2 separate regions of the Homo sapiens genome follow, and region 1 is linked to region 2. The links are chromatin loops, found by intact Hi-C in ENCODE. Cell type or tissue: CD4-positive, alpha-beta T cell. All regions are shown on one strand. Each heading gives the region's core, and the rest is flanking DNA. Links, peaks and the distances in the headings are about the cores only. Region 1 overlaps LOC105371470 (a long non-coding RNA gene). Region 2 holds the start of ITLN1 (intelectin 1).

The links. A loop is a pair of places that touch in the nucleus more often than their neighbours do. Peaks named below come from ENCODE experiments on the same cell type or tissue, not always from the same donor. Only the 100,000 strongest peaks of a DNase experiment are listed, where the experiment ranks them.
Region 1: a loop joins it to region 2, with 8 times the contacts of the local background. A loop is called at or near these places in 8 of 110 quality-filtered maps.

What each region holds. Positions count from the first base shown.
Region 1 is chr1:160,769,372-160,784,841 of GRCh38, reverse strand. LOC105371470 (a long non-coding RNA gene) reads left to right here. Exons shown (of 3, transcript NR_188636.1): 2 at 8,194-8,523; 3 at 8,628-12,132. Among named protein-coding and RNA genes, the nearest start is that of LY9, 19 kb to the left of the region's middle. RefSeq lists enhancers at 2,196-2,355, 3,026-3,527, 6,990-7,059, 7,380-7,429. In CD4-positive, alpha-beta T cell, for the core only: CTCF peaks have their summits at 4,559 and 7,173 (motif pointing left); DNase peaks (open chromatin) are centred at 4,591 and 7,161.
Region 2 is chr1:160,875,822-160,891,291 of GRCh38, reverse strand. It overlaps ITLN1 (intelectin 1), which reads left to right and starts at 6,112. Exons shown (of 8, transcript NM_017625.3): 1 at 6,112-6,231; 2 at 6,409-6,472; 3 at 7,766-7,864; 4 at 9,088-9,335; 5 at 9,980-10,138; 6 at 10,584-10,704; 7 at 11,878-11,981; 8 at 14,476-14,752. The coding sequence starts at 6,415. The coding sequence ends at 14,628. In CD4-positive, alpha-beta T cell, for the core only: CTCF peaks have their summits at 6,287 and 6,487 (motif pointing right); a DNase peak (open chromatin) is centred at 6,481.

The DNA of each region.
Region 1 (15,470 bases), core at 3,908-11,907, 110 kb after region 2:
TCAGCTGTTAGTCTGATGGGCTTCCCTTTGTGGGTAACCCGACCTTTCTCTCTGGCTGCTCTTAACATTTTTTCCTTCATTTCAACTTTGGTGAATCTGACAATTATGTGTCTTGGAGTTGCTCTTCTCGAGGAGTATCTTTGTGGTGTTCTCTGTATTTCCTGAATCTGAATGTTGGCCTGCCTTGCTAGATTGGGGAAGTTCTCCTGGATAATATCCTGCAGAGTGTTTTCCAACTTAGTTCCATTCTCCCCGTCACTTTCAGGTACACCAATCAGACGTAGATTTGGTCTTTTCACATAGTCCCATATTTCTTGGAGGCTTTGTTTGTTCCCTTCTTGCTTCATTTCATTCATTTCATCTTCCATTGCTGATACCCTTTCTTCCAGTTGATCGCATCAGCTCCTGAGGCTTCTGCATTCTTCACGTAGTTCTCGTGCCTTGGCTTTCAGCTCCATCAGCTCCTTTAAGCACTTTTCTGTATTGACTATTCTAGTTATACATTCGTCTAAATTTTTTTCAAAGTTTTTAACTTCTTTGCCTTTGGTTTGAATTTCCTCCTGTAGCTCGTAGTTTGATCGTCTGAGGACTTCTTCTCTCAACTCGTCGAAGTCATTCTCCATCCAGCTTTGTTCCATTGCTGGTGAGGAACTGCGATCCTTTGGAGGAGGAGAGGTGTTCTGCTTTTTAGAGTTTCCAGTTTTTCTGCTCTGTTTTTTCCCCATCTTTGTGGTTTTATCTACTTTTGGTCTTTGATGATGGTGATGTACCGACGGCTTTTTGGTGTGGATGTCCTTTCTGTTTGTTAGTTTTCCTTCTAACAGACAGGACCCTCAGCTGCAGGTCTGTTGGAGTTTGCTAGAGTTCCACTCCAGACCCTGTTTGCCTGGGTATCAGCAGCAGTGTCTGCAGAACAGTGGTTTTTCATGAACCGCGAATGCTGCTGTCTGATCGTTCCTCTGGAAGTTTTGTCTCAGAGGAGTACCCGGCCGTGTGAGGTATCAGTCTGCCCCTACTGGGGGGTGCCTCCCAGTTAGGCTGCTCAGGGGTCAGGGGTCAGGGACCCACTTGAGGAGGCAGTCTGCCTGTTCTCAGATCTCCAGCTGCGTGCTGGGAGAACCACTGCTCTCTTCAAAGCTGTCAGACAGGGACATTTAAGTCTGCGGAGGTTACTGCTGTCTTTTTGTTTGTCTGTGCCCTGCCTCCAGAGGTGGAGCCTACAGATGCAGGCAGGCCTCCTTGAGCTGTGGTGGGCTCCACCCAGTTGGAGCTTTCTGGCTGCTTCGTTTACCTAAGCAAGCCTGGGCAATGGCGGGTGCCCCTCCCCCAGCCTCGCTGCCACCTTGCAGTTTGATCTCAGACTCCTGTGTTAGCAATCAGCGAGACTCTGTGGGCGTAGGACCCTCCGAGCCATGTGCAGGATATAATCTCCTGGTGCGCTGTTTTTTAAGCCCATCAGAAAAGCGCAGTATTCGGGTGGGAGTGACCCGATTTTCCAGGTGCCGTCTGTCACCCCTTTCTTTGACTAGGAAAGGGAACTCCCTGACCCTGTGCGCTTCCCGAGCGAGGCAATGCCTCGCCCTGCTTTGGCTCGTGCACGGTGTGCTGCACCCACTGACCTGTGCCCACTGTCTGGCACTCCCTAGTGTGATGAACCTGGTACCTCAGACGGAAATGCAGAAATCACCCATCTTCTGCGTCGCTCATGCTGGGAGCTGTAGACCGGAGCTGTTCCTATTCGGCCATCTTGGCTCCTCCCCCACATTCTGTTCTTAGAGTCACCTGCGTTCAGGGTTGTTTTCACCCCAGCCTTTAGGGATCTCCTTTAATAAACTGATGAATCCCCTAGATGTGTTTAAACCTTGATAGTTCATCAAGAACTTTAACTTAAATCTTTAAAAACGTGATCCCTGGCCAGGTGCACTGGCTCACACATGTAATCCCAGAACTTTGGGAGGCTGAGGCAGGTGGATCACCTGAGGTTGGGAGTTTGAGACCAGCCTGATCAACATGGAGAAACCTCATCTCTACTAAAAAATACAAAATTAGCCGGGCATGGTGGTGGATGCCTGTAATCCCAACTACTCAGGAGGCTAAGGCAGAAGAATTGCTTGAACCCAGGAGGCGGAGGTTGCAGTGAGCTGAGATCGTGCCATTGCACTCCAGCCTGGGCAACAAGAGCAAAATTCCATCTCGAAAAAAAAAAAAGTGATCCCTATAACAGTCTTGTGATATGGACAAGGCAGGTAGCATTTCACCCATTTTATAGATGATAGACTGAGGCTCAGAGAGATTACGTGGCATATTCCAGTGATCTGCGAAACTGAAAGTCAGCACAGCCCAACTGTGCTGTTGGGTAGGAGCAACAAGGAGTGTATCAGAGAACCACAGTGTCCCTGACCAAAGACAGAACTGAAACCAAGAAGCTGGATTACTGCAATGTTTCTCACACCTGCGTTTTTCCTCTTCCACTGTGGAGCATGCATATCGGTGTTTTCCTCCCTCCACAGCATCTGGGCCAGGCCCTTGGTAATCACTGAGCACAGGGGCATCTCTTGGGCCCACGGCAAGAGATTGAGTAAGACAAGTGTGGCCTTAAAAATGTTCACAGTTCCTCAGTTCAGTTCTAGAAACATCAGTTAAGTCCTCTTGTGTGCCAGGTCCTATGCTGTGTGTGGCTAGGGAAAAGCGGGTGACAGTGTGACACAGGAAAGAATTTGGCATGGGAAGGCCTGCTGCCGGCAGCTGGTGTAGTAAACAGAGCCTTGATTCTGGGGACAGACACACCTGGGTTTTAACCGGTACTCTGCTGTTCCTAGCTGGTGACTTTGGGCAAGTTCCTTAAGCTCTTTGAGTCTCATGGTCTTCCATCTATAAAGTGGAGATAAAAGAATACCTACCTTACAAGTCTGTTGGGAAGGTTAAGGAAAGTAATGTGCATAATATGCTTGGCAAAGTGTCTGGCTTTTGGGATTTGTGCCCTGCATTTGATCCTTCTCTGTCTCTTTCCCCTCCTCCCTTGAATCCAGAAACAGGATTCACTGGATTCCCCCAACTACACCTAACTATGAGGCTAAACCGCTGGCCTTACTTTACCTTGTTACTCAGATATTAATTCCCTCCCAACTTCTCTCCGTGGGTTGCTCATGGGCTCTAGGGAAAGACACACAGCACAGCTATTTGTATGAGGCAGAATGAAGTAAATGCTTGAAACAAAACAATTCAACAAAAGCACAGGCCAAAGGAAACTAAGGGGAAGGCGTGGCTGGACCAGAAGTATAGAGCTCAGATAAGGCTGTAACAAGGAAGCAGAATGGAAACCGGTCTAGCGAGTTACCACACTAGAGGGTACAAGCCGGGGGCAAAGCTGCTTGTTCCAGGTGGAATACCTCCAGCTTAGGTTTCAGGCCTGGGCTGTATTTGGGGAGAGGAATATCTATCTGGTGTCAGCAACACCCTGTGTGGGATGCTTCTTGCTGCCCACTCCAGGCAGAGCCAGAATAGTTAGTTCCATGGAAGAACATAACATTGGGCCAGCCAGCGGAGTCTGGTGAGTGCACCAGGACACTGCATGTCCCCTGGCTTGGTGCACACACCCTCACAAGACAGCAAACACCCTCCCACTCCTCGTGACCACAGCTATTGTCACAGGACCCCTCAGTTCAGCTTGGCAAGGACCCTCATCACCCAGTCTAAGAAGTAGTTATGTAGCCAGTGCTTCCAGATTCCAATTTGAAATCAAACCCTAGACCCCATGCTGCCTTTTCTCTCTGTACGCAGCTGTACAGAGAGAAAAGTGTGTAGTAGACCTTGGTCAGCTTCAGCATTTCTGCCTCCTGGGACTGCATGTCTGTGCTGCAGAAATACTCTGACAGAGATAGGTCATGCTACTGAGGAGTGGTTTTCAAAATTGCTCTACAAGAGTTCTGACTGGTTTTGGTGAGGATGCAAACAAGGTGCATTCACTAATTTATTCCAGTGATATAAAGTGCCTTTAATAATACTAATAGTGGATTGAAGTGAATTATAATAATTCACAATACTTATAGTGAATACTAATAGTGAATAGTATTTACTTGCATTATTTCATTTAACCCTCACAAAATCCTAGAAGATGGCCTTTCCTGTTTTTCACAGGTAAGAAACCAAGATTCAGAGAGTTTTAGCACCTGCCCAAGATCACACAGCTAGTACCTGGTAGAGCAAGTTTGAACTCGGGCAGTCTGACTGGTTCCCCAGTGCTTACACTCTCCTCTTAAGTATAGGCTGGGATCCCAACAGCTGCCCCCTGAGCACCCTTAAACTGGCTTGGCCAGCACACCACAAGTTCTCCTGCTCTAGAAAGATGTGTTCCCAGGAATCCTGGCTAGGCCTCAGAGGATGTGACATCTGTTTCAGAAGTGACTGGACAAAGCCTTATGGGGATGTGGTCTCGAGCAAGTCACCTAAATTCTTTGTCACTGTTTTCCCGTCTATAAAATGGGGATAATAATCCCCTCTCAGGCCTGTTGTGACCTTCTGGCGTAGTCAGGCTACCCCCTGAAGCTTCTGTTCTGTGTCTGCAGGACCAGGGACTTCCAGAGGGACCACAGCACCCCTAGTGGTCACTGGGACCTAGGAGGGTCTGTCATTCTGCCCCTGCAGACGCTCTGGACAGGAGGTGGCGACCATCTCCTGGATATCGCTCTGGACAGGAGGTGGCGACCATCTCCTGGATATCGCTCTGGACAGGAGGTGGCGACCATCTCCTGGATATCGCGTTCGGTCCCCATGGAGATCACCACAGTAACCATGGGAGAAGCTGGGGGCCCAGACATCTTTTACCAAGCGGAAACCTGGTCCTCGGGTCGCTTGAGTGTCATGAGTCCAGGTTTATCCCTGCGTGTAGATCAGCAACCTGAGCTGGGAGGATACAGGGCCCTACCGAGCCCATGTTAACCTGAGGATTTCCTGCAGCACCCTCACCTGGGAGTACCATCTGCAAGTCTATAGTGGGTGTCTTAGAGATGGCAGCAGTGGGTGAGGCAGTGTCAGCCTCTCAGTCATTTCTACAGCTTTAGTAACATTCGCAATTTGCAAGACTAATTTATGCGCACTGTTTTGTTTTTTGTTTTTAAAGATATGTAAGTTAGAGTTGCCAGAGAGAATCTCCTGAAAAATGTCAAGCCTCAGGACCTACCCTAGACCACCTGAAGCAGAGTTCTTGGGACAGTAGTGGTCAGAGAATGGGATTTCAGGCCCTGAGAACTGAGTTTTTCCACAACCTCCTCTTGTGGCCTGGAGCTTCCTCATTACTAAAATGGGAACAATACCTTTTTGTGAGAGTGAAAACATATGAAAGTGCTTTGGAAAGGCCTATGCAGATGCAGAGGGATGCTCTTATCAAATTCCTTAAAGAAATTTAAAAAATCTTAGCAGGAGAAACTACAAAGGAAGCAATGGGGTGGGTATCAAGCACACACAGCACCGAGAAAGGCCTATGAAAGATGCTACGCTGAGCCACTTTGAGATTCAGACAGTTGATTATTCATATAACGAATGGAAGAGTAGCCAAGGGTTCCAGATCCCTGGGCACTTGTCCCACACCAGAAAAGATGACATTGAAACAAAAGGGGCCAGATGGCTGCAGTGGGAGCTGTGGAATACCCAGATGCCGAGGGGCCAATTCTACCTTCAGCAAAGAGGACTTAGAGACCGCAGCTGTGTTCTGAGGACAAGAAGTCCCATACTGCATCAGAACCCCAGGAGCCAGGGGAAATAGTCTCATGACAGCCTCCCAGGGGAGATGGCTTCAAGGCTGTGCCTCACAGGCCACCTGAACTCTCGTGTTCTGGGTGGATCACAAGGCATTTTGCCAAGACCCAGTTTAGCAGAGGTTGAAACCTTTGCCTGAGAGAGATGTGCAAGGTCTCAGGGTGCTATGGCAGAGCCGTTCCCCTGCAATGAGCGAGGGGGACAGGTGGTGAGTGAGGATGGACATGGGAAGGCCAGCAGAGAACCTTCACAGACATTTTTCTTGGATTCTGTGATAGGAAATCTTCCTATTAGACGAAGGCACTCTTTTAGTGGAGTTGATGGGGCTGCTCTCTGGTCAGGTCCACATGGCTGGGGAGAAGGCGTGTCTGCCATAAATCAGGCCTGGGCTGGCTATGGCCTGCTTCTCACAACAGGACCAGGGCACAATGGAAGTGGGTTGCTGGGACTTGGGGTTGGGTTGCTCACTAGGGTAGGGTGGGCCCAAAACTGGTGGGAGAGGCCCTTTGGCCTCGCTGATAGTCATTCTGATAGCACTTACTTAGTGTGGTATGGTGTCAGGTGGAGTCTGGGTAGAGGATAGGGTTGTGCCAATCCATCAGGGGTGGGGTCTTCCAGAGAGCCCTTCTCTCTCTGGGTTGACATCCCAATGGCAAGGCAGTGCTAATGGTCAGGCTCCATCCTTCACAGGGTGTTTCCCATCACTGCAGCCTCACAACAGCCCTGCCAGTATGCAGGTCAGGAGTTTTCATTTCTAGGAAGGAAACGGAATCTTAGAAAGGGAAAATAAGACACCTATGACATGGAGCTAGAAAGTGGCAGATTTGGGAATCGAACTCAGGTATTCTGATGCTGTACCCTGTGCCTTCATTCTCTGGGTTTCTGGTATGTCGCCATATTTATTGGATGAGAAAAGGGCCAATAGAAGTCAAGTGGCTTGCATCCCAGGGCCTGATATATAGGAGACACAGTGGGGAGAGCCAGCAGCAAGGTACCCACCTGTGGGGATGTCCAGGCTGCCTTCTCCTGGGGGACACGCTGGGCCTGTGTGGTCCTACTTTGCACAGTTGAGTTTCCCCTGGGGCTGCAGTCGTGTGGGCCACAGGGCTGAGGCTGAGTAGCAGAGTAGCCTTGTTCTATGCAATATGACTTTGTTGAGTGTTTCAGGCCTGGTGTCTGCAGCTGCTCTTCTCGCCTCCCCCAAATCCTCCTGGGTCTGGCCTGGGAGGCTGGTGGACAAATAATGGCAATGTGGACACCTCGAGCACTTAAGAATATCTGGGTCATGGCCCTGGGGCAAGAGGAGACGGGGAGCAGGTCCAAGGGAGTGCAAGGGAGTGGGAGAAACCTCAAAGGCACACAGCCACCTCCTCTGGGACTCTTGATCAACACCTGGAAGCTCAGTGTATGCTGCAGAGCCCCCTACGGGGAAAATATGTAATTACAACACAGCTCCGTACTTGCATTCCTTTATCTATTCAGGGCAGGGTTGGGAAACTCAGTTTTGGGCTCAAATTCACTGGATTTGGATTTTGGCTTTACCACTTAACTAGATGAGACTTTGGGCAGGTTATCTAAGCATTCTGAGCCTGTGAAATGGAGTTGATATAACATCTTCCCTGTTTAGTTCATGGAGTTGTTCTGGAAATCAACTGAGATGTTAAGTGACATGGCCTTACATAGCACAAAGTTCTGGAACAGATGTGGGCAGATCCTGCCTCTGCTGTTCCTTCTGTGTATTCAAGGTGATGCAAGGTTTGGGCACTAATGCCGTGCATTTTCTGTCCTGTGAAGTGGAGGCCCAGAGCAGTTTCCCAGTCCTCAGTTTATTCCCTTTCGCACACACAGAGCAGCTGGCCTGGCCTCATGTCACACTGAGCTCCAGGATTAGTGAGGATGGATGCTGCATTGTCACTCTCATATGCCATTGACATGTGTGGCAGAGAGCAGAGGAGGCAGTGTGACTTACAGCTGGACACCCCTGGGACCCCAGACTGTTGTTGTGTCCTGTGGAGGGTCTGTCCTCAGTGTCTCCTTGAGGCTTGGGGACAGTGCTCTAACTTTTACCTGCATGGTCAAGAACCCATTCAGTAACAGCAGCTCCCACCCTATCTCAGTGCCTCACTTCTGCATATGTACCAGGCTCCTCAGTCTGCCCAGGGGCCTGAGCAGCTCTGGGGTTGACAGGGAGGGTGGAAGAAGAAGTCCTGGTTCCCTTCAGACCCTGGGGCAAGGGGGCTAACACCATTGGGAGGGTGGGAGTCTGGGGTGGGTGGGTGTTGGTCTGTGTGGTCATGGCAGTGGGAGGAGAAGACCCACTGGAGCTGGTGGGGAGGCTGGAGGGACTCACACAGGAGGAGCTGGATGGAGCCTGTGGCTTTCCTGACTAGGTGGGGAGACACTGACACTGAGGTTGTGGGTTCTCTTCTTTGTCTACAGGGTCAGGAACACTGGGAGAAGATACAGTGGGGAAGATATCCTTGGGGAGTTGGCCACTTGGCCCCTGGAGGTCCCAGCAGAGCAAGAGGTAGAAAGTGTTACATGGAGCTCTTGAGAGCGTGTTGCTGTTTTACAACAAGGATGAACAGACAAACCAGTTCTGGTTTCTGAGACTCAGGGACCCTACAGTGGATGACTGAACATTCCCCACCACAGCTACTCTCTTCAGATCAGCCCCCTGAGGCTGCAGGACTATAAGCCTATAAGCCTGGGTAACTCTGCATACTTCCTCAATCATTATCACCAGGGATTTCACCCTGCTTGTCTATGGTAAGGAGGGCTGGAGGGCCCCACATTTGAAACTGAGCTTTCCTCTACCCTGTTTGGCCAGACCAGAGCCTTCTCATAGCTCAAGCTTTCCCTTCTTGGTTCAGAGATGCTGTAGGAGTTGAACATCTTTGCCAGCTCCCAGATCATGAAGGATGGGACCTGCTTCATCACCCTGGCCTGCTCCCTGGAACAGGCTGGAGAGAATGTGCAGAACAGCTGGGAGCCTCCTAGTCATGGGGCAGTTGTGTCCCATGGGGGGACCACTCTCAGTGTCCCCTGGATATCTGGGGAAAGTGAGAGCTATCACTGCACTGCCAGGAATCCCACCAGCCAGAGCTCCAGCTCTGTCCTTACCAGACCCCTTTGCTCAGGTAATGTTTTTCCTTCTCTGACTCTCTTCTTCCTGGCAAGCCTTGGTCTAGTTTCTTAGCATCCCTGCCTCTCTTCCTCTTGGATCCAGGAGCAATTGAAGAAAGGGAGGAGCCAGATTAGTTGGCAGCAGGAAGTGTCTCTGGGGTGGCAGGAGACAAGGGCTCTGGAGCCACCATCCCAGGGCCCGCTTCGGTCCACCTTTTCTCTGTTGGCCTCGGTCCTCTGTGCCTGACCTGCTGCAGACTCAGCGAGGCATTCAGCTCATTCCTGGGACTCCCTGAGGAAAAGTGCTGCCTCACCCACACTCAACCCTGCACAGCCCACTGAGGAGAGCTTCGAAACCCCTTGCCTGTGTTCTCAGAGAGGACTTACCACCTCCCCTTGCCTAGAGGTGCTCTGAGAGACACTTGAGGCTGTGCTCTTCTGGCAGGCAAGGGGAGGCCTCTCATGGTGTCCCTGGTCCCATTTGGCTTAGTCATAGGTCATGGCTGGAAACTGTGTTAGTTCAAACATATCCTGTCTCTCCTCTTCTCAGTTGCCTTCTGAAACAGCTGTCTTTCCTGACTCCAGATCTTCAATCATTCATTCTCCACCCACTTGCTGCTGATTTGCCCCTCCAGCTACATCCTGATGGATAAATTCATTGGCCACTTTTAAATTCTGTTATCCTTGGCTTCTCCCAGCACTTGACACATTAACCTGCTCTCCTTTGTCACCTGGGCTGCTCTCTCCTGGGACATCTTCCCTTGGATCAGGATCCTTCTCAAGACTGGTGCCTCAGGCCTTTCTCCACTCCCCTTGTTTTCTTTCTGTTGCCAAAGGCAGAAATGCCAGTGTCATTTAGGGCCCCTCCTCTTCCCCACCACATCCTGCCATTGCTCACCCTTTCCCTTTATTCCTTGCCTGGACCACTCCACAAACTCCTAACCACTCCTTCCTTCCTTAATCTTTTCCTTCCCAATCATCTTCCAGATTGCACTGCCAGAGGTCTAATTCTAAATTAAGAAATGCTTGTGTTACTTTTTAGCTTAAAACTTTAGGACATGAGAGGGAATGTGGAAGTGTTGATTAAACGGTAATAGTTTCAGACAGACAGGAGGAATAGGTTTTGAGATCTATTGCACAGAAGGCGACCATGGTCAATAATAATGTATTATACAGTTCAAAATAGCTGAGGGAGTACATTTCAAATGTCTCACCGTAAAAAATGGTAGGTGAGTGAAGATATGTTAATTAATTTGATTTAATCATGCCACATTGTATACATGATCAAAAATCACATTGTTCACCGTAAATGCATGCTGCTGTGATTTGTCAATCAAAAATAGTAAATATTTTAAAAACTAAAAAAAAGCCCTATGATGTCTGCCCACTATCTAAGGTATTTAAACAATTATTCATTCATTTAAGCCACAGGTATTTACTGAGTATCTTTTATGAACCCTGTGCTGTTCTAACCATTGTAGATACAATGAAGAAGAGGTCCAGATAAATTTCTACCCCTCATGTAAATCACTGTTACAATCATCACAACCTGCACCTGACTAGCTTTTTGGCCATTTCATCTTCCAGTCAGCCCTGGGAAATGACTTTGGGAGAGTTCTGTATTTTGTTGTACAAAGACAACATTGAATGTGTTCTATTATGGGCTTTTTGTGTCTGTGCTCTCCACTGAACTGTGAGAAAAACACATTCTTACTGTTCTCTGCATCTCTAATACACAACGAGTAATAGGTGTCAAAAAATGTGGGTCTGACAAGTATTTAAAAAGCATCTGCGCTGGGTGTTGTGGGACACATGCAGACATGATAATTGGCTGTAGACGTTCACAGTCTCCCTCTCTCTACGGGGCCTGATGGACATTTCAGTTCCGCCCCCACATTCGGCTACCTGAAGGGGCCTCCAGCCCAGCCATGCCTCTGACTTGTCTTCCTTCAAAATCATTTTCCCTGTTTCTCTGTCTTCCTGTCTTCCTTTTCTCCCAATTACTAACTTGTGGTCATTGTTCATTCAGCCTCCTTTGTACCCCACTCCCTGAGGAAAGAATTTCTTCCTTTTTTGATTCTGGGAGTTTTGGGGATTGAATAGATTTCACCTGGACATGGGGAGAAACCAAGAAGAGAAGTACGAGATGGCGGCCATCCTGTGAGACACAGAGTTAAAGAAGTTCGCATGTGGAGTGCTGCCTGAGGCCAGCATTTCCTGGTGTGAGAGAAGGACATTGACACTGATTAAGGCATAAACCCTATTTCATTTACAAACTGAGTTCAAAATTATCAGGAAACTGCTATGTGTCTTCTGTTTAAAATAATCTGTTTATGTTTTATTGAAGTGTGTTTTTAAGTGTTCAGAAAGAAAAAGGAGCTTATTTATTTAAGAAAAATTGAATGGAACATAAAAACATTGTTATTGTCACACATATATATTATTAAGTTTTTGTTAATGTTTAAATAACTAGATTCAGCCCAGCTTCAGCTTGAATGTCATCTCCTTGGAGCAGCCTTTGGCCACTATACTTAAGTAGATCTTTCCTCTCATTCATAATCAATGTATGTTTAAAAAAATAATCTGGAGTCTGTTAGGCTGAGACGGCCCTAGCAATCTGGGATTCTACACAAGCAAACAGAAAACCAACTCAGAATGACTTAACCAGTCGGAAACCACCAGGTAATCTCTAAATGGGGAATTCCATTTAAGCCATCAAATATTTTCTTTTCTTCTTTTTATTTTGCATAGAGACAGGATCTAACTCTGTTGCTCAGGCTGGTCTCAAACTCCTGGCCTCAAGTGATCTTCTCACCTTGGCCTCCCAAAGTGCGGAGATTACAGGCATAGACCACCATGCCTGGCACACTTATTTGTTGGTTTACTTATTTATTGTTTATTTCCCTCACAAGATATTCAGCTCTATGAGGATAAGAACTATTTCTATATATATTTTTTCAAAACTAAAAACCCAAAGGGTAATAGTGTTTGGCTTATGATAGATACTTCAACATTTACTGAATGAATGAAAGAATGAATTGGAGTTGAGAATATTTTTTCTTAAGATTTGAAGACTATTAGGAGGTTTTACAAGGATCTGGGGCCTACACCATTGTCTGTTTTCTCTTTCTGCTTTTGATGGAGAGAAGCAGCAAATTAAATCTTTATCCTAAAAGTTTCCTAGAATGCTCAACAGTTAGCAAAAGAAAAAGTTAAAATAAAAGAAACATTTATGTTTTGTTTTGACAGAAAGCTGCTCTGCAGTGCTAGATACGTTAATCTAGAATTTGAACCATATACAAATAACTGAACCAAAAGCAAAATTTAGGTGGGAAACTTTGAGCTTCTCTTTCTTTTTCTTACTCTCAGTTGATCAGCTCATTTCCTAGTTCATTCACAGAGAGGATTGGCAAATATCACCCATTACACACAAAGCTTCCAATCAAGTAGTTAATGACTTATTTGGAAATATAAGAGGGCAGACAGGATCACAAGATATTTGGGGAAGGCCTCTAACATGAAAGACAATCTCCAAACCAAATGAATCAGGGGGAAAAAAGAAACTTGGAAGAAAAGAGATAATACAGGGAGCAGGAGAAAATTAAATAAAATCCCTCAAACAATATTCTTAGAGACATATAAAAAGATTTTCACTTAAAAACAGAAACAGGGTGCCAGCCTAAGAAAAACTGAAAAGTCCAAGAGTAAGAAAGAGCCCTAGTAACAATAAATACATAAATAAAAAGCAGAAAACTTCTAAAATTCAATGGAAGTGTTGGAAAATCAAATGAAGAAACTCTCTCAGAAAGTAGAACTAAAGACAAACAGATGAAAATAAAAGAGAAAAGATAAGGCCATTAAAGAATCAGCCCAGGAACTCCAACCCCTGGATAACACAGTTCCAGAAAGGGACATGTCTTAGTCTATTTTGTGCTGCCATGGCAGAATCCCACAGATCGGATAATTTATAAACAGTAGAATTTTATTTGTCTCATGATTCTGGAGACTGGGAAGTCCAAGATCAAGGGGCTGCATCTGGTGAGGACCTTTTTGCTGCATCATAACATGGTGGAAGGCATAACATGATCAGAAAGTGAGTGTGTGTGTGTGTGTGTGTGTGTGTGTTTGTGTGTGTGAGAGAGAGAGAGGGGAGGGGGCTGGACCCATCCTTCGATTAGGAACTCACTCCCCCAATAACTAACCCACTCCCAAGATAATGGCATTAACCAATTCATGAGGGCTCTTAAAATTCCCACCTCTCAACTCTGTTGTACTGGGGATTAATAGAGGCAGCAGGACCAGAGCACCCAGTGAAAGACATTATCAACTATAGGAAAAACAAAGAATGGTTAGGAAGGAAATTGAATACTCTACATGGCTCGAATGTGAATACTTATTGTCATAAATGTTAAATACAGTTTAGCAAAAAGCTATGTTACAACATACTCTGGCGGGATGGGCAGAAAGGCCTTTGTGTTGCTGAGTGGCTAAAGAGTGTGGAGGACAGTGGATGAGAGAGCCAAATACCTATCTCCATAGCAGGAAGTCAATAACTAATGTCTAAAATCAAGAAAGGACAGAACAAATATATCATTTCTAAATATCAAGGAAGTATCATGAGAAAAAACAAATAATTGACAGTGGTTGCCAGCACAACAGTTGCCAGAACAGCAGTTCTGGGTGTAGTGTGGCAGAAGACTGCTGCTTTTTTTTTTTTCAAAATTTATTATGTCTTATGCTATTAGTTGAATTTTATAACTATATATATGTAGTATTTTGAAAAAAATTAAAATATTAGAAAGCACATGCACCAAGAGATGAAGAACAATAACCAAAAAGAGAACTCAAAGGTCTAGGAACTTGACTGGGTGGAAATGGGAGGATTTTAATGGGCCACGGGGTTCTACAGGAAGAGTGAATGGTTTAAACAAAGAGGCAGAGACTAATCAGTCAAATTTTAGTTGAAACAAAATTAGAGTTGAATATCTTTTCTCCAAATCTAGGTCCAATTATACATTCAACAAAATTCAACATTACTGACTAGTTAATATTTATGCTTATTTACAGATATAACAAAATTTCATAGCTAGGGAAGCAGTTCTGGGGCTGTCAGTGATCTTGCTTGTTATTCCAGACAACTGTCATTCAGGGACTCCAGGTAGCATGATCCTGAGAGCAAATGCACCATTGTTAAAGGCATAGACGTATAAATACAAACCTCTGCCACAGAGCACTATTCACTCTTTGCGTCTGAAGAGAACCAGAACCCCTTAACTCTTGGGCGGCAGCCTGCCGTCTGAATGTGAAGGAGAAGGAAGAATTAGTACAATGCCTGTTTTTGAGCTCTTCAAGTCACCAGCATTTTGTAGGAGTGGAATGCTTCATCTCCTGGCCCCTAACTTCGGGGTAGCAAAATGAGAAGCTAATGCCTGCTGGAAAGGGTCCCAAGATAGAGAAGCTAATGCCTGCTGGAAAAGGTCCCAAGATACTGAAAGCTCTGAGATTGCACTAGAAGAGAAGAGCTCAAATCCTGCCACTTACCCACAAAAAGCCAGGGAAGTGAGTGTCTACTGGAAATTGTTTTAGGTGTGAAGTATGAACTGTATGTATCTGAAGGCTTCCTGCCTTGGTGCTGCCAGATGCCCTTGCTGTGTGACAGGAGGAGGTGAGAACAGGTTGAAAGAGGAGGAAACGACTAATGACCCTTAGGAGCAGATCGATTACCACCCTATGAAAGAGTAAGTTGACAGTTCAGACTATGCAAAAACAAATTGTTGGAAAAGCCCCCTTCATTTTTCTTAGCCGAAAAGTAAACAGATTGCTACAATCTGGCATCTCTGTAGTTTTACCCACTCTCTCCACACCCCAAAGTACAGCCATTAAAGCCCCACGGTCACTACACATGTCTCTGTGTTATGACCTTGCTTTTCTTTCTCCTCGAGGGGACTCATTGACCTTTCTCCATCTGGCTCAATCTGTGTCAAGTTGCTTCTTGACCCATTTGTTTTTCCATCGGTTGTGAGCTCTTTGAAGTTAGGGGTCATGCTTTATCCATCCCTGCTTCTTGGCCATAGCACATAGTTGGTGCTCACTAAATACTTGCTGAAACACTTGTCAACTAAAGAAAAGCCAAGTTTTTAAAGAATTAAAGTGAGTTTTATTTAGTCTTACTGAGGTTGGCAACCCAGGAGAGTCTTTCGGAGAGTTTCTGTTAGACTGCTCCAAAGCAGTGTTTCAGCCTACAGCTTATACATAAGGTGACAGTCATTCTGCCTGTGCTCAAAAGTTATGTAAGAGCAAAATTTCACCAAAGTTTGGGTGCAAGGGTACATCTAGTTATAGATTACAGAGGCATAATGATTAATCCTGTCAACCATTATCTTATGTACAGCAAAAAGACAAAGGCCAGGATCATTGAATTTATCTTTTCTAAAAATGCAGTGATTTAGGTAAGAGATGTGGTAACCTGGGCTCCATCCTTCTTATCATCTTCAGGGCATCCTTCCGAAGGGCTGTCCTCAGTCACTGAGTCAGGGGCTTTGTGAAATTCTGCTGGCAGCTGAATGAGCAAACATGGCCTCTTATGTTTG
Region 2 (15,470 bases), core at 2,729-10,728:
ATTGTAGAAATCTTTCACCTCCCTGGTTGGTTATATTCTTAGATATTTTATTCTTTTTGTGGTAATTGTGAATGGGATTGCATTCTTGATTTGGCAGTTAGCCTGGACGTTGTTGGTGTATAGAAATGTTACTGATTTTTGTACATTTATTTTGAATCTTGAAACCTTGCTGGAGTTGCTTATGAGATCTAGGAGATTTTGGGCAGAGACTGTGGGGTTTTCTAGGTATAGAATTATATTGTTTGCAAACAGAGACAGTTTGACTTCCTCTTTTCCTATTTGGATGCCTTTTACTTCTTTGTCTTGCCTGATTGCTCTGGCTATGACTTCCAGCACTATGTGGAATAGGAGTGGTGGGAGTGGGCATCCTTGTCTTGTTCTGGTTGTCAAGGGGAATGCTTCCAGCTTTTGCCCATTCCATATGATGTTGGCTGTGGGTTTGTCATATATGGCTGTTATTATTTTGAGGTATGTTCCTTCAATGCCTAGTTTGTTGAGGGCTTTTAACATGAAAGCATGTTGGGATTTTGTTTTTTAAATTTGGTTCTAGCAGTCTCCTAGAATACCAAACACTTTCATTTAATCATTTAATCTCTAGCAGACCCTGGTTATAGGTCCACTTCAGGTCTATTCTTGGAGTTGTAAACATTTTATCATTCTGTCTTTCAATAAATATCTTCTGAATCCTCACATAAGCAATGCAGTGTGTAAGTATACCTTAGTATGTAGCAGAAGGGCTTATGTAAAGCAAGGGGGCTTTTGCACAGGCCAAATAGGAAAGTAAAAAATCCATGAAGAATAAAATATGGGTGCTATACACACCTGTTGATTGAGTTTGGGGCTTCCCAGCTGAGGTGAGCTGCTGATGGCAGTGGTAGTAAAGAGAAATCCAGGTTTTTGAGATAATCTTTCTTAATGATAATCACACCTTTCACATATTCATGTACATTCTCATTTTGCTCTTGTCATTTCACTCCTCACAACAGTCCTGTGAGGTAGAGCTCGTTACTCACATTTTTATTTTTATTTTTTGAGATGGAATCTTGCTGCATTGTCCAGGCTGGATCACAGTGGCGAGATCTCAGCTCACTCTAACCTCCACTTCCTGGGTTCAAGCAATTCTCCTGCCTCAGCCTCCCAAGTAGCTGGAATTACAGTTGCGCACCACCACAGCCACCTACTTTTTATATTATTTGGTAGAGATGGGGTTTCACCATGTTGGCCAGGCTGGTCTCGAACTCCTGACCTCAAGTGACTTGCCTGCCTTCGCCTCCCAAAGTGCTGGGATTACAGACATGAGCCACCGCACCTGGCCTTGTTATTCACATTTTACTGCATGAAAACTGAAGTCCAGAGGGATGAAGTGGTTTGCCCAATGTCACATGTCTAGTACATGATCTTGGATTGGAGCTCAAGCCTATGGGCTTGCAGGGAGTTCTCATTTCAGAGTACCAACTCTATGCTAATGTCAGAGCTAGCATTTTTTCACCAAATCTAAGGTATAAAATGCACCATTGTTTTATGTACCACTCAAGATGAAATACAAACTATGATATGCCATTGAATGAAGGATGCACTCAATATCAGAGATATGAAAGTGTTAGACATAGTTTTATAAGAAGCATAAATTTTATTTGGACTGGGCACAGTGGTTCACACCTATAATCCCAGCACTTTGGGAGAATGAGGTGGGAGAATCACTTGAGCCCAGGAGTTAGAGACCAGCCTGGGGAACATAGTGAGACCCCATCTCTAAAAAAAATTAGAAAATTATCTGGGTGTGGTGGCATGTGCCTGTAGTCTCAGCTACTCAGGAGGCAGAGGTGGGAGTATCGCTTGAGCCCAGGAGGTCAAGGCTGCAATTAGCCATGATTGTACCACTGCACCCCAGCCTGGGTGACAGAGCAAGACCATGTCTCAAAAAAAAAAAAAAAAAAAAAATCGAATATTTGTCTTGGACCTAGATACAGTCTATTTCCTTTTGTTAATATATCTGAAAATATATAGTTCAATATTTTCTCTCCACAAATAAAGTATTAGCTTAACAAATATGGTGCCTCATAAACCTTTTCTTAAGAACTGCTGTGAGAAACATGTAAACAGTGAAAAGGTCATGTTATCGTGTTAAGATAATAATGGGCATAAGGGATGTGGCAACACCGGGCAGGAAGTGATCCATCCCATTGTTGAGGGAGAAGAGGCATGAGTGACATTTATGCTCAGGAAATTGAGGAGTGACACTGGGACAGAAATGGCAAAGCAGGTATTGAAGCATCAGAGGAAGTTTGTCCTGGATCAGTGATTCCAAAATGTAGTCTGGGGGCCAGTGCTACTCTAGAATGACCCCCCACCAAAAGAGTGTTTTCATTGGTTTGTAGCAAAATGAGAAAAGTAAGAAAAAATATTATTTTTCATAAAACTAAATTTATTCAAGCTGAAAATTTATATTTATTTTGATACTTTGTCTTTCCTGTGCTGTCATTGAGATATATATATATCTTACAAATATATATATATCTCACAAATATATATATATTTGTGAAATCAGTTGTATTTCTATATATAAGCATCAAACAATTAGAAAATAAAATTTCAAAAATATGGCATTTATAATAGCATCAAAAATGTCAAACACTGCCAGCATGGTGGCTCACGCCTGTAATCCCAACACTTTGGAAGGCCAAGGGTGTGAGGATTGCTTGAGCCCAGGAGTTTGAGACCAGCTTGGGCAACATAGTGAGATCCCATCTCTACAAAAAATAAAACAATTAGTTGGCCGTGGTGATATTTACCTGTGTTCTCAGCTACTTAGGAGGCTGAGGTGGGAGAATCACTTGCCTGGGTGACAGAGTGAGACCCTGTCTAAAAAAAGAAAAAAAAAGTCAAATACTAAGGAACAAATAGCAAATCATACACAAAATCCCTATAAGGAAGCTATAAGATACGAAAAAGCAATAAAAACACAAATAAATGAAGAAACAGGCCACACTCAATATTTTAAAGACGTAAATTATTTCTAAATGATCTATAGATTCAATGTAATTCCAATAAAATCCTAAAGGGTGTGTGCATGTGTGTGTGTGTGTGTGTGTGTGTGTGTGTGTGTGTATGTGTAGAGGTAAACGACCAAGAATAACCAAAAAAGAAGAGCAAAGTGAGAAGCCTTGCTCTACTGGATATCAAGACATTTTATCAATCTAAAATATTTGGAACAATGTGGTATGGGCACAAGGAAGTGCTGATTTCCATCACAGTCAGGCCAGTAATTACCTTTGGGAAGGGAGAGGTCTGTTATCTGGAAGCAGCATATGGGAAGCTTCTGGGTGCTGCTAAAGTTTCATTTCTTAGCTAGGATGATAATTACACAGGTATTTGCCTTTCTTGTAATTTATTAAACTGCACATTTAATGTTTTATATCTTTCTCTGTATGTGTAATTTTACAACAAACCTTCTCCAAGTCACTGGAGATGTAGATGTGGGGCTGGAGTGAGTTGGTGGTGAGGGGCTTTCTTCCACACTCTTCTATCTTCATGCACATCTATACTGTCACATACGTACCTATACTCTCAGCACTTTGGGAGGCTGAGGCAGGATTGTTTGTGCCTAGGAGTTCGAGACCAGCCTGGCCAACATGGTGAGAACTCGTTTCTACCAAAAATACAAAAGTTAGCAGGGTGTGGTGGTGTGTGCCTGTATTCCCAGGTGCTTGGGAGGCTGAGGTGGGAGGATCACCTGAGCCTGGAAGGTTGAGGCTGCAGTAAGCTGAGATTGTGTCACTGCACTCCATCCAGCCTGGGCAACAGAGTGAGACCCTGTCTCAACATAAATAAATAAATAAAATAAAATAAAGAGAAGCTGCTGTCAAGCAAGCCTGGATCTTGCCCTCTCTCTCGATTTTCTATTTCATGAGGTAATAGATTTACTTTTTAGAAAAGCCACTTTGAGATGGGGTTTCTATTAGTTACAGCTACAAGGAACCAGACTGAACTAAATAAATGTCCAGGGCAGTGGGGTTTGGAGGAAGTTGTGTGGGGAACAGATTCAAGAGGAAGTAGGGGTAGAATCAATGGGACGCAATCACTGATTGGATGATGATGGTTAGAAGGGGTAATGTCCTTAAAATGGATGTACTGTTTTCCCAGTCTATTAGATGGCATCATGTACCATTAAGGATGAGATGCATAATGATATTAAAGATGTCAAAATACAAAAAAAGTGTCTTAGAATCAACTAAAGAAAGTAGTATAAGTGTATATTTTCTTTTTTTATTTTTGCAAATATGTTACTGTTTTATTAAGCCATAAAGTTTTCAGGTGGTTAGTTACACACAGTAATGAACAACTGAGGGGATGTTTAATTTTTTTCTCTAGATCTTGGGCCCTTGGTGTTAACTTTATATACATGTATTTACTATTGTGAACTGTAAACTTAGAGACCTCTATTTTTTTTTTTTTTTTTTGAGATGGAATTTCACTCTTGTTGCCCAGGCTGGAGTGCAATGGTGCGATCTCAGCTCACTGCAACCTCTGCCTCCCGGGTTCAAGCAATTCTCCTGCCTCAGCCTCCCGAGTAGCTTGGATTACAGGCGCCTGACACCGTGCCCAGCTAATTTTATATTTTTAGTAGAGACACGGTTTCACCGTGTTGATCAGGCTGGTCTTGAACTCCTGACCTCAAGTGATTGGCCACCCTCGTCCCCTCAAAGTGCTGGGATTACAGGTGTAAGCCGCAGCGCCTGGCTGAGACCTCTATTTCTAAGAGGTTGTTGTTTGTAAATATGAAAGCTGGGTATGTTCATTTTGTTACCTATACTGATGAGTTAATTTAGTTTCTAATACATTTAATTTTATTTAATTAATTATTTTCCAGATACACAGAGCAAATAGCTTCTAATAGATTTTAAATTTACAAAAGTATAACTTTTTTTTGCAGTTTTTCTTCTTGGGTGCTATTTTATTTTCTTCTATCAATATGTGAGTATTTTTTGCAAATCAGTACTTTGAACCAACAAATAGGAAATATTAGCTTAACAAAAAAGATATTCACAATCTTTGTAAGAAAAGGTTGCAGTATTATTAATGCTATAATGACATTATGTATTAAATGTATGATATCACTGGGGAAGAACTGAGTAATTCTATTACAGCTGCAGGGTAGCATTTGAGAACTTCATGACATAGGAGCAGGAATAAGACAGGAGGTTCGAAGCAGCAGAGAGGTTTCGTATTGATTCAGTTTCAAATGAATCCTGTAGTAAATTTTCCCTCGTTTGTGGCAAAATGACAAAATTAAAGACAAAGTAGTGAGTCTTTGTGTGAAACTAAATTATTCAAACTAAAGATTTATATATTTTTTAAAACTTTTCTATTCGTATTTTTTTGTGTGTTTTGTATCTCTTTCCCCTCCATTCCTTTTTACCAATTTATTCAGAAATGATCACTTTCCCATTTTGTTAAAATTTCCTTTTTCTATTTCTATGAATTGATAATTATGGCCAATGATTAATTTCATTTATTTATTTATTTTGAGATACCTAAGCTGAAGTACAGTGGCACGGTCATATTTCACTGAATCCTCTATCTCTGGGACTTAAGTTACCCTTTTGCCTTGCCTCAGCCCCACCTGAAACTATAGGCAAGTACCACCATGCCATGCTAATTTTTTTACTTTTATTTTTAGTAGAGAAGAGGTTGCCCTATGTTGCCCAGGCTGGTCTCAAACTCCTGAGTTCAAGTGATCCTTCTGCCTTGGCCTCCCAAAGTATTGGGATTTGAGCCAATGTGCCAAGCCAACAGATGCTTAATTTAGAGAAAGTTTTTATTTTGCAAGAAAGAAAGGCACAAAAACCCAAAACCAACACCAACTCTTGTTAATCTCTTCGTCTACTTCCTACTTGACACAGGTCCATGAAACCCCCAGATCCAGGAACAACGCTAGCAGGTGATTCTTAGGATTGGTTTTTTCTTTAGAACCTGTTAATTCCACTGTATAAATAACCTCCCCGAGATAACCAGAAGCCTCCCCTGCACTGGGCATTGTGCCAGGGGAGGGTGAGGCTGGAAACCTTGGTTGGCCCCACTGGGCTTCCTCCATAAAGCTTTCTGCACCTCATTCCACATCAGGAGCGTTTTTGGAGAAAGCTGCACTCTGTTGAGCTCCAGGGCGCAGTGGAGGGAGGGAGTGAAGGAGCTCTCTGTACCCAAGGAAAGTGCAGCTGAGACTCAGACAAGGTCTGTGAGTTGGGGGAATCCTGTTTTCAGCTTAGGTCTGCTTTTGGTCTCAGAGATGTGTGAAGTTTAAACAAAAGGCAAGGGGTTTTGGAGTCTTTGTAAGACTGGACAGGGGTGGGGCAGGGATGTAGAGAAAAATGATGGCCAAGATGGTGACCTTCATCTTGCTTTCTTTAGATTACAATGAACCAACTCAGCTTCCTGCTGTTTCTCATAGCGACCACCAGAGGATGGAGTACAGGTGAGTCACGCTGCTAGGGACAGCAGTTCCTTCAGCTGGATGACTTCCGGGATCCTGGTCTCTCCCAGGACACAGAGCATGTCCTTGAGATGCACAGCGGCTGGCTTGCATGTAGACTGAGTGCCGATTTCTGGTCTCTGGCGGAATCTGGCCTGTGGCAGTGAAGGTATTGCTTGAGGCATGTCCTGGGTCCAGGCTCTGTGCTTTTGTGTGGCCCTGAGGGGGCTGTGGCAAGAACTGTGTCACCTTCCAGCCACTGCCCACTCCTGTGGCCTTGGCTGTGGGATTTCCATGGGAACTACATGGTCTGCTTTGTGCCTGGAGAATGTTCTCTCCACAGTTTTCCTCTCTACAACAAGAATAACAATGACATTTTAAAATTTATATTTTTCTTCACGTCTAAAAATTTTTTTTTTAAAGAAAAGGCTGTTTCGAAATATCTTCTTACTTCATCTTTGCAAAAGCACTGTTTATTAACTGTGTTTTAGGTATGAGGAAACTGAGGTCAGTCACCTCTGACCTCACAGCTTTCCCCTAGACTGTTCGAATAGTTTGCAGACTTTTTGGAGTAGAGATTAGTCTCACCACTCCCTACTTCACACCCCATGTTTCAGCCATATTAAGCAGCTTGTAGTTCTACAGCTGGACTACGCTGTATTTTTTTTTTTTTCTCTAGGCCTTTGGATATGCTGTTTTCCCTGCCTTGGATTGGCTTCCTACTGATAAATCATGTTTATTCTCTCAGAATAAGCTAAGATGTCACCTGGACTGGAAGGTCTTCTGTGACTAAGACATGAGACAACCCGTCTTGCCTTCTTCTCCCAGGCAACTGCCCCGCTTACTGTCTGGCGTTTCCATTCTCCACTGTTACCTCAGAGTCTTTCTTTTGTTCTCTTGAGTTTGCCTTTCTTCTACCATTTATTCTTGTCAATACAATTTTCTGTTGACTTGTTAGCAATTCCCTCTAGAGGCAAGCTCTTGCTGGGGAACTTTAATGTCTTTGATTACTCAGTGCTTAGGGCAGGACCCAGCACAAGGACAGGTCTTGTGGCGGGAGGCAGACTTTAAGCCTGTGCTGGCTGTCAGGTCGGATGGGCTGAGTGGATATGATGCCGATGGGCTGAGTGGATGTGACACTGATGGGCTGAGTGGATATGACACTGGCTGTCTCAGGCCTTACCACCCGGGCAGCGAGGTTCTGCTACAGTGGTGGAATGAGCGTGGGACTAGTGATAGGAGAGGGTAGGTTTTGTGTCAAACCGGGAATGAGAATAAACCCTGTGTATTCCCTAGATGAGGCTAATACTTACTTCAAGGAATGGACCTGTTCTTCGTCTCCATCTCTGCCCAGAAGCTGCAAGGAAATCAAAGACGAATGTCCTAGTGCATTTGGTGAGTGATGAAACATTCAAACAGAGCTCAGTCAGGGTATCAGGATTGTGTCTTCTGGGAGTCTTTTTGTCTTTTAGTTAAAAAATTATGGTAAAGTATATGTATATTATAATTTACATAAGATTTGCCATTTTAAGCAACATTAAGTGTGCAATTCAGTGGCATTAATTACCTTCAAGGTTGTGCAACCATCACAGCTATCCATATGCAGAACTTTTTCAGTGCCCCAAACAGAAACTCTGTACTTAATAACATGGAGGGGCCGGGTGCGGTGGCTCAGGCCTGTAATCCCAGCACTTTAGGAGGCTGAGAGGGGTGGATCAGTTGAGGCCAGGAGTTTGAAACCAGCTTGGCTAACATGGTGGGGCCCTGTCTCTACTAAAATACAAAAATCAATTGGGTGTGGAGTACATGTTTGTAATTCCAGCTACTTGGGAGGCTGAGGTGGGAGGATCGCTTGAACTCAGGAGGCAGAGGTTGCAGTGGGCCAAGATAGTGCCACTTCACTCCAGCCTGGGCAACAGAGTGAGACTCCATCTCAAAAACAAAAACAAAAACAAAACAAAACAAAAAATAACATGGAGTTATTAAGCAATAACTCTCTTCCCTCAGTCTCTGGTAGCTGCATTTTACTTTCTATCTCCATGAATTTGCCTAGTGTAGTTACCTCATGTAATTGGAGTCATATGGTATTTGTCCTTTGGTGTCTGGCTTATTTCACTTAGCACAGTGTTTTGAGGGTTTGTCCATGCTGTAGCATGGATATTTCATTCCCTTTTATCCACTGCAGATACATATATGCACACACACCATGTTTTGTTTATTCATTCACCTGTTGGTGAATATTTGAATTGTTTCTTCTATTTGGCTCTTGTGACTAATGCTGCAATGAACACTGGTGTAAAAGCATCAGCTTGAGGCCCTGTTTTCAATTCTTTTGGGGATAGACCTGCAGTGGAATTGCTGGGTCATACAATAATTCCATGTTTAACTTTATGAAAAATGTCACTGGGATTTTATACAATTCTATGTTCTGCCTCAGTTACAGGAGCATGATCTTCTGAACTCAGGGAGGCCCCAGTACCCCTGGGAGCACTTAGTGATGTGAGTCAGGACAGGAGCCTTTAGGCCATGTCTCTGGTTCCTAGGGCCTTTCTTGTCATGGGGCTGAAATGAACCCTCAGCTCTCAGACAGGGAGGCTCTGGGCTGGTTCTCTCTACAGATGGCCTGTATTTTCTCCGCACTGAGAATGGTGTTATCTACCAGACCTTCTGTGACATGACCTCTGGGGGTGGCGGCTGGACCCTGGTGGCCAGCGTGCACGAGAATGACATGCGTGGGAAGTGCACGGTGGGCGATCGCTGGTCCAGTCAGCAGGGCAGCAAAGCAGTCTACCCAGAGGGGGACGGCAACTGGGCCAACTACAACACCTTTGGATCTGCAGAGGCGGCCACGAGCGATGACTACAAGGTTGGTGCCACTTCTTACCCACTCGGGTGAGGGTGAGGAGTGGAGTGTGGCTGGCCACAAGCCTGCAGGAGGGATGGCTGGAAGGTAGGGGTGTGGGATGGGCTGGAGAAGAAGAGAGAAATACTTATATCTTTTTTTTTTTTTTTTTTTTTCTTGAGACGGAGTCTTACTCTGTTGCCCAGGTTGGAGTGCAGTGGTGTGATCTCGGCTCATAGCAACCACGGCCTCCTGGGTTCAAGTGATCCTCTGCCTCAAAAGTAGCTGGGACTACAAGCGCCCACTACCATACTCAGCGAATTTTTGTACTTTTAGTAGAGATGGGGTTTCACCATGTTGGCCAGGCTCGTCTCGAACTCCTGACCTCAAGTGACCTGCCCGCCTTGGTCTCCCAAAGTGCTGGGATTATAGGCATGAGCCACCACACCCAGCCAATTTACACTTTGAATCACAACTTCCTCCTAACAAGGCTGTTAGGGCCCTGGGTGTGGTGGGATCATCGGCTGGGAGTGGGGTGTCTGAGTATGGTTGGCCATCTGCTCATCTGGAGTCCAGAGCTCTCACAGTCCAGCTGAAGTTGCATGTGTGGACCTTCTGCCTCCTGGGACCTCCTGGCCCAGTCAGGCTCAGTGTCTGTTGCTTTCCAGAACCCTGGCTACTACGACATCCAGGCCAAGGACCTGGGCATCTGGCACGTGCCCAATAAGTCCCCCATGCAGCACTGGAGAAACAGCTCCCTGCTGAGGTACCGCACGGACACTGGCTTCCTCCAGACACTGGGACATAATCTGTTTGGCATCTACCAGGTACAGAAGGCTGCTGGCTGGGACTGGTTTTCATGGGTGTACAGAGAAGCAAGTGTTAGAGGTTGGGCAGGAGTCATTTTTTAATGGGTCTGTCTCCCATGTTCTTCTAACCCAGATTTGCTGATGGCTTCTGTTGCTTCTCTTAGGAATTCTAAGCCAGGCAAGAGAAGGGACCTATTGGAGAGGACAGCTGGGGCAGGAAGAGTGTGGATGGGTCAGGGAGAAGGAGAGAGAGATAATGAAGTGGTCCAGGCTGCCGCAGAAGCACAGCTCTCGCCTAACTGGCAGCAGTGTCATGGAAAGATTCTTATTTTGACTGGTTTTGAAGTAATCTCAGTTACTGAGAAAGCATTGTTTCTCCTCTATGAATGGCAGCATCCCAGGAGATGCTGGTAATGGCAAAGCTATTGTCTTTACTCCATGACTTTTTCTGTGTTCTTTGTAGAAATATCCAGTGAAATATGGAGAAGGAAAGTGTTGGACTGACAACGGCCCGGTGATCCCTGTGGTCTATGATTTTGGCGACGCCCAGAAAACAGCATCTTATTACTCACCCTATGGCCAGCGTGAGTCTTTAATGATCCTCTGAACTCCTGGTAGGAAAGGGAATACATTCAACTATGCTAGGTAACAGTTATGCATCGGACTGAAGCTTGGTTCTCTCCTGTAATGTTCCCTATATTGCCCCACTTGATTTGCATGGCTGCCTTTGAGATCTGAACTTTATTAACCTCATTTTAGGAAACTGAAGCACTGAGAGGTTTAGAAACTTGTGAAGATCACAAGGCATATGTGGAAGAATCAGCAACTGGGGTGAGGAAATTTGGCTCCAGACTTTTTTTTTTTTTGAGATGGAGTTTTGCTGTTGTTGCCCAGGCTGGAGTGCAATGGCGCAGTCTCAGCTCACTGCAACTTGTGCCTCCCAGGTTCAAATGATTCTCCTGTCTCAGCCTACCAAGTAGCTGGGATTACAGGTGCCCACCACCACGCCCAGCTGATTTTTGTATTTTTAGTAGAGATGTGATTTCACCATGTTGGCCAGGCTGGTCTCCAACTCCTGACCTTTGGCGATCCGCCCCCTTCGGCTCCCAAAGTGTTGGGATTACAGGTGTGAGCCACCACGCCCGGCCAGGCTCCAGACTCCAGACTCTTTACTCCTAACAACCCACTCTCAGCCCTGCAGGAGCTTGTTAGGACCAGGCCAGGTCCATGTGCACAGAACAACCAAAAAAATGGCGAGACTTTTTTTTCTATTGTGAGTTTATTTTGTGTGAAGCCAAAGTTGGTAGCATAGTACGCTCCGCAGAGGCTGAGCATATATTATAGAACTCAAAGCTGTTATTATTTACATTTTGGAGTTGAGATTTTAAAATAAAGGAGAAAAGAAAAATGTAAACAGGAACAGAGTGAATACATCTGTTAATTTCTGCAACTCAGCCCTTGGAGATGTTCAGTGGTGATCTTCCTGCAGAGTTGAATTTCTCTTCACAAGCCTCTGGCAGATGAGGAGCCCTCTCTGAGGACCAGCTCTTCATCTCTGGGGTTGGGAAAAGGTCCCTCTTAGCTAAGTTTGAGGCCAGGATGTAGCAGCCATTGGCCACAGGGGTGCTGGGCTCCACCAGTACAGCTGGAGTGTTGGGCTGTAGCCTGAGCTTTGGCATCGAGAGCCTCTGGGCTGGCCTAAGGAAAGCAATTTCTAGCATCTTCCTTGAATGCTGTTTTCTGCCTCTTGTTTTCAGGGGAATTCACTGCGGGATTTGTTCAGTTCAGGGTATTTAATAACGAGAGAGCAGCCAACGCCTTGTGTGCTGGAATGAGGGTCACCGGATGTAACACTGAGCACGTGAGTCTCTGTGGGGACTGCAGGGACCTGTGAGTAAGGTCGAGTTTGTCCGTGTGTGTTGGTATGTGTGAGTGTGTTGAGTGTGGTATGACTGGGGTGTGTGTGTACGTGTGTGGGAGTGTGACCTTCTCTTGCTCATTGCTGAGCTTCAGGGGCCAGGGCCATGGGAACTTTTGTCCAGGTATACATATCCTGTCACTTTGAAGACCAAAATCAAGGGGTGAGGCTTCAAAAGAACCATTACTGGGTGTTCAGCCTTTGTGAGAAAACACTCAATCGCTTGGAGCTGGGGTGAGGCTTGTGTGCTGAAACATTGTGTAGAAGTCTTTAGAGCTGAGATTCCTTGAGAAACACAGGTGTTGTTTTCCTTCATCTGAGGTTTATATTTCAGAGAAAACCTGGACCTCCCCAACCCTAGCCATGGTTTGCCTAGATACACACTGCACTGGGGAGTTGCTGGGACAGTCCTGGACATCACCTTCTAGAAACCTCACTCAGGCCATCCTTTTTGTGGTTGAAATGTTAAGGCTCAGGAATCCTGAATGGTGGGATTGACAAATTCCAAAGATTTTAAATAGAATACCAGTTGTAATTAGTCCATTCTTTCACTGCTATAAAGAAATACTGGCCAGGCATGGTGGCTCCCGCCTGTAATCCCAGTATTTTGCGAGGCAAGGCAGGTGGATCTCTTGAGTTCAGGAGTTTGAGACCAGCCTGGGAAAAATGGCAAAACTTGTCTTTACAAAAAATACAAAAATTAGCCGAGTGTGGTGGTGCATGCCTGTGGTCTCAGCTACTTGGGAGGCTGAGGTGGGAGGATCTGCTTAAGCCTGGGAGGTGGAGGTTGCAGTGAGCCAAGATCACACCACTGCACTCCAACCTGGGTGACAGAGTGAGACCCTGTCTCAATAAAAAAAAAAAAAAAGAAAGAAAAAGAAATATCTGAGACTGGGTAATTTATAAAGAAACGAGGTTTAATTGGCTCATGGTTCTGCAGGCTGTACCGTAAGTATAGCGGCTTCGGCTTCTGGGAAAGCCTCAGGAAACTTCCAATCATGGCAGAAGGCAAAAAAGGAGTGAGGTGTCTCCCATGGCAGGAGCAGGAGCAAAGGCAGGGGAGGCGTTACACACTTTTTTTTTTTGAGACAGAGTTTTGCTCTTGTTGCCCAGGCTGAAGTGCAGTGGCACGATCTAGGCTCGCCACAACTTCTGCCTCTCAGGTTTAAGCGATTATCCTGCCTCAGCCTCCCAAGTAGCTGGGTTTACAGGCATAAGCCACCACACTGGGCTAATTTTGTAGTTTTAGTAGAGATGGGGTTTCTCCATGTTGGTCAGGCTGGTCTTGAACTCCTGACCTCAAGTGATCTACCCGCCTCAGCTTCCCATAGTGCTAGGATTACAGGCATGAACCTCCATGCCTGGCTGGTGCTGCATACTTTTAAATGTCCAGATCTCATGAGAAGTCACTCACTATCATGAGGACGGCATCAAGGAGCTGGTGGTAAAATCATTCATGTGAAACCACCCCCATGATCCAATCACCTCCCACAAGGCCCCACCCCCAACACTGGGGATTACAATTCGACATGAGATTTTGTGGGGACCCAGGTCCAAACCATGTCACCAGTTGAATACAGAGGATGGGCAAGGAAGTATAGAATAACATGGTTCTCATTTGGGTGAGGGAGTGTCATTTATGAAGTCAGAGTGTCTGGATGATGAATAGGTTCTGGGTCAATGAGGGATATAATTAACTCTATTTTGGTCATTTGGAGCTTGAGGTTCCTGTGTAGAGATCCAAGCTGGACTTTGAGGTCTTCAGCACAAGAAGCATCTCAACAGGAGATGGAGATTTTGGGGCCATCAGTGAATTTTTAGTAATTGAGGCCACAGTGGTCATGCAGTTTATAAGGGAGAGGGAGATAGGTCCTCCACTAGGGAGCAGCACTTAGAGGATTTATGAAAGAAGAGAACAGGCAGGGGCTCTGAGCATGAATATTCAGAAAAGTTGAAAGGAAGTCAAGACAATAATGTCACTAAAGCTAAAGGAAGAGAGTTTTTTTTTTTTTCTTTTGAGACAGGGTCTTACTCTGTCACCCAGGCTGCAGTACAATGGCGTGATCTAAGCTCACCGCAACCTCCACCTTCCAGGTTCAAGCAATTCTCCTGCCTCAGCCTCCTGAGTAGTGGGACTACAGGTGCTTGCCACCATACCTGGCTAATTTTTGTATTTTTTGTAGAGATGTGGTTTCACCATGTTGGCCAGGCTGGTCTCGAACCCCTGGCCTCAAGTGATCCACCCTCTTCGGCCTCCCAGACTGCTGGGATTACAGGTGTGAGCCAAGGAAGAGAGGTTTTTATGGGAAGAATAGATCAACACTGTCAATGGAGAGTCTGATGAGGACCAAAGAAATCACTGGATTCAGCTGTTAAGATGGCATTGGCCTCACTGGCAGATCTCTCATTACTGCCTCTTCCTCTCTTTGTTTCCCAGCACTGCATTGGTGGAGGAGGATACTTTCCAGAGGCCAGTCCCCAGCAGTGTGGAGATTTTTCTGGTTTTGATTGGAGTGGATATGGAACTCATGTTGGTTACAGCAGCAGCCGTGAGATAACTGAGGCAGCTGTGCTTCTATTCTATCGTTGAGAGTTTTGTGGGAGGGAACCCAGACCTCTCCTCCCAACCATGAGATCCCAAGGATGGAGAACAACTTACCCAGTAGCTAGAATGTTAATGGCAGAAGAGAAAACAATAAATCATATTGACTCAAGGCTTGGTGTTTCTGTGAATTCCTTTCCTGTAGGGGTGAAGCACTATAGGAAATTTCGAAAGCATGTGTATTGCTTTGGCTGATTGTACTTCAACTGCGTGTGTGCTTGGACTGTTAGGACTCGGGAATCCTGATAGAGAAACATGCCATCTCTACTTCCCTTTCAGATAGCCCTTAAAATAGCCAGAGGCATACAGGGCAAGGGGAAAGGAAGCATTTTATCCAAACCCTTCCTAACTCACCCACATGGACTGATCAATTTGTATCCTCAACCTGAAGACCCGAAAGGAGAAAAGCGTCCATTTTTTGGGGGGTGCCCCAAAGAAGAAGGAGATATACCCAATATCTATATCTAGTATGTTCTAACCTTAGTGACTGGGCGTTCTCCTTAGGGAAGAATGGGCTGGCATGTTGCGATGATGGTGACTCTCCTTGTGCAGTGGCTTAACCATTCCTGGGCTCCCATCTGCAGGTGCTCATTCAGAAGGAGACATGTGGCCAAATCATCCCCTGTGGGTTATTGGTACAGATAGGATGGGGATGGCATCAGTTCTTACCCGTGACTAAATATTAGGCATAATATTGTGTTTCCTCTACAATGCAAATTGGATTATGACTAGCCCTTCCAATTCTTCGCCACTCTAAGTGTCAATTACTTCTCACTGGCTAGAAAATGAAGTTTAAAGTTCTTAGGCCTTAGAGGAATTAGAAGAGGAAG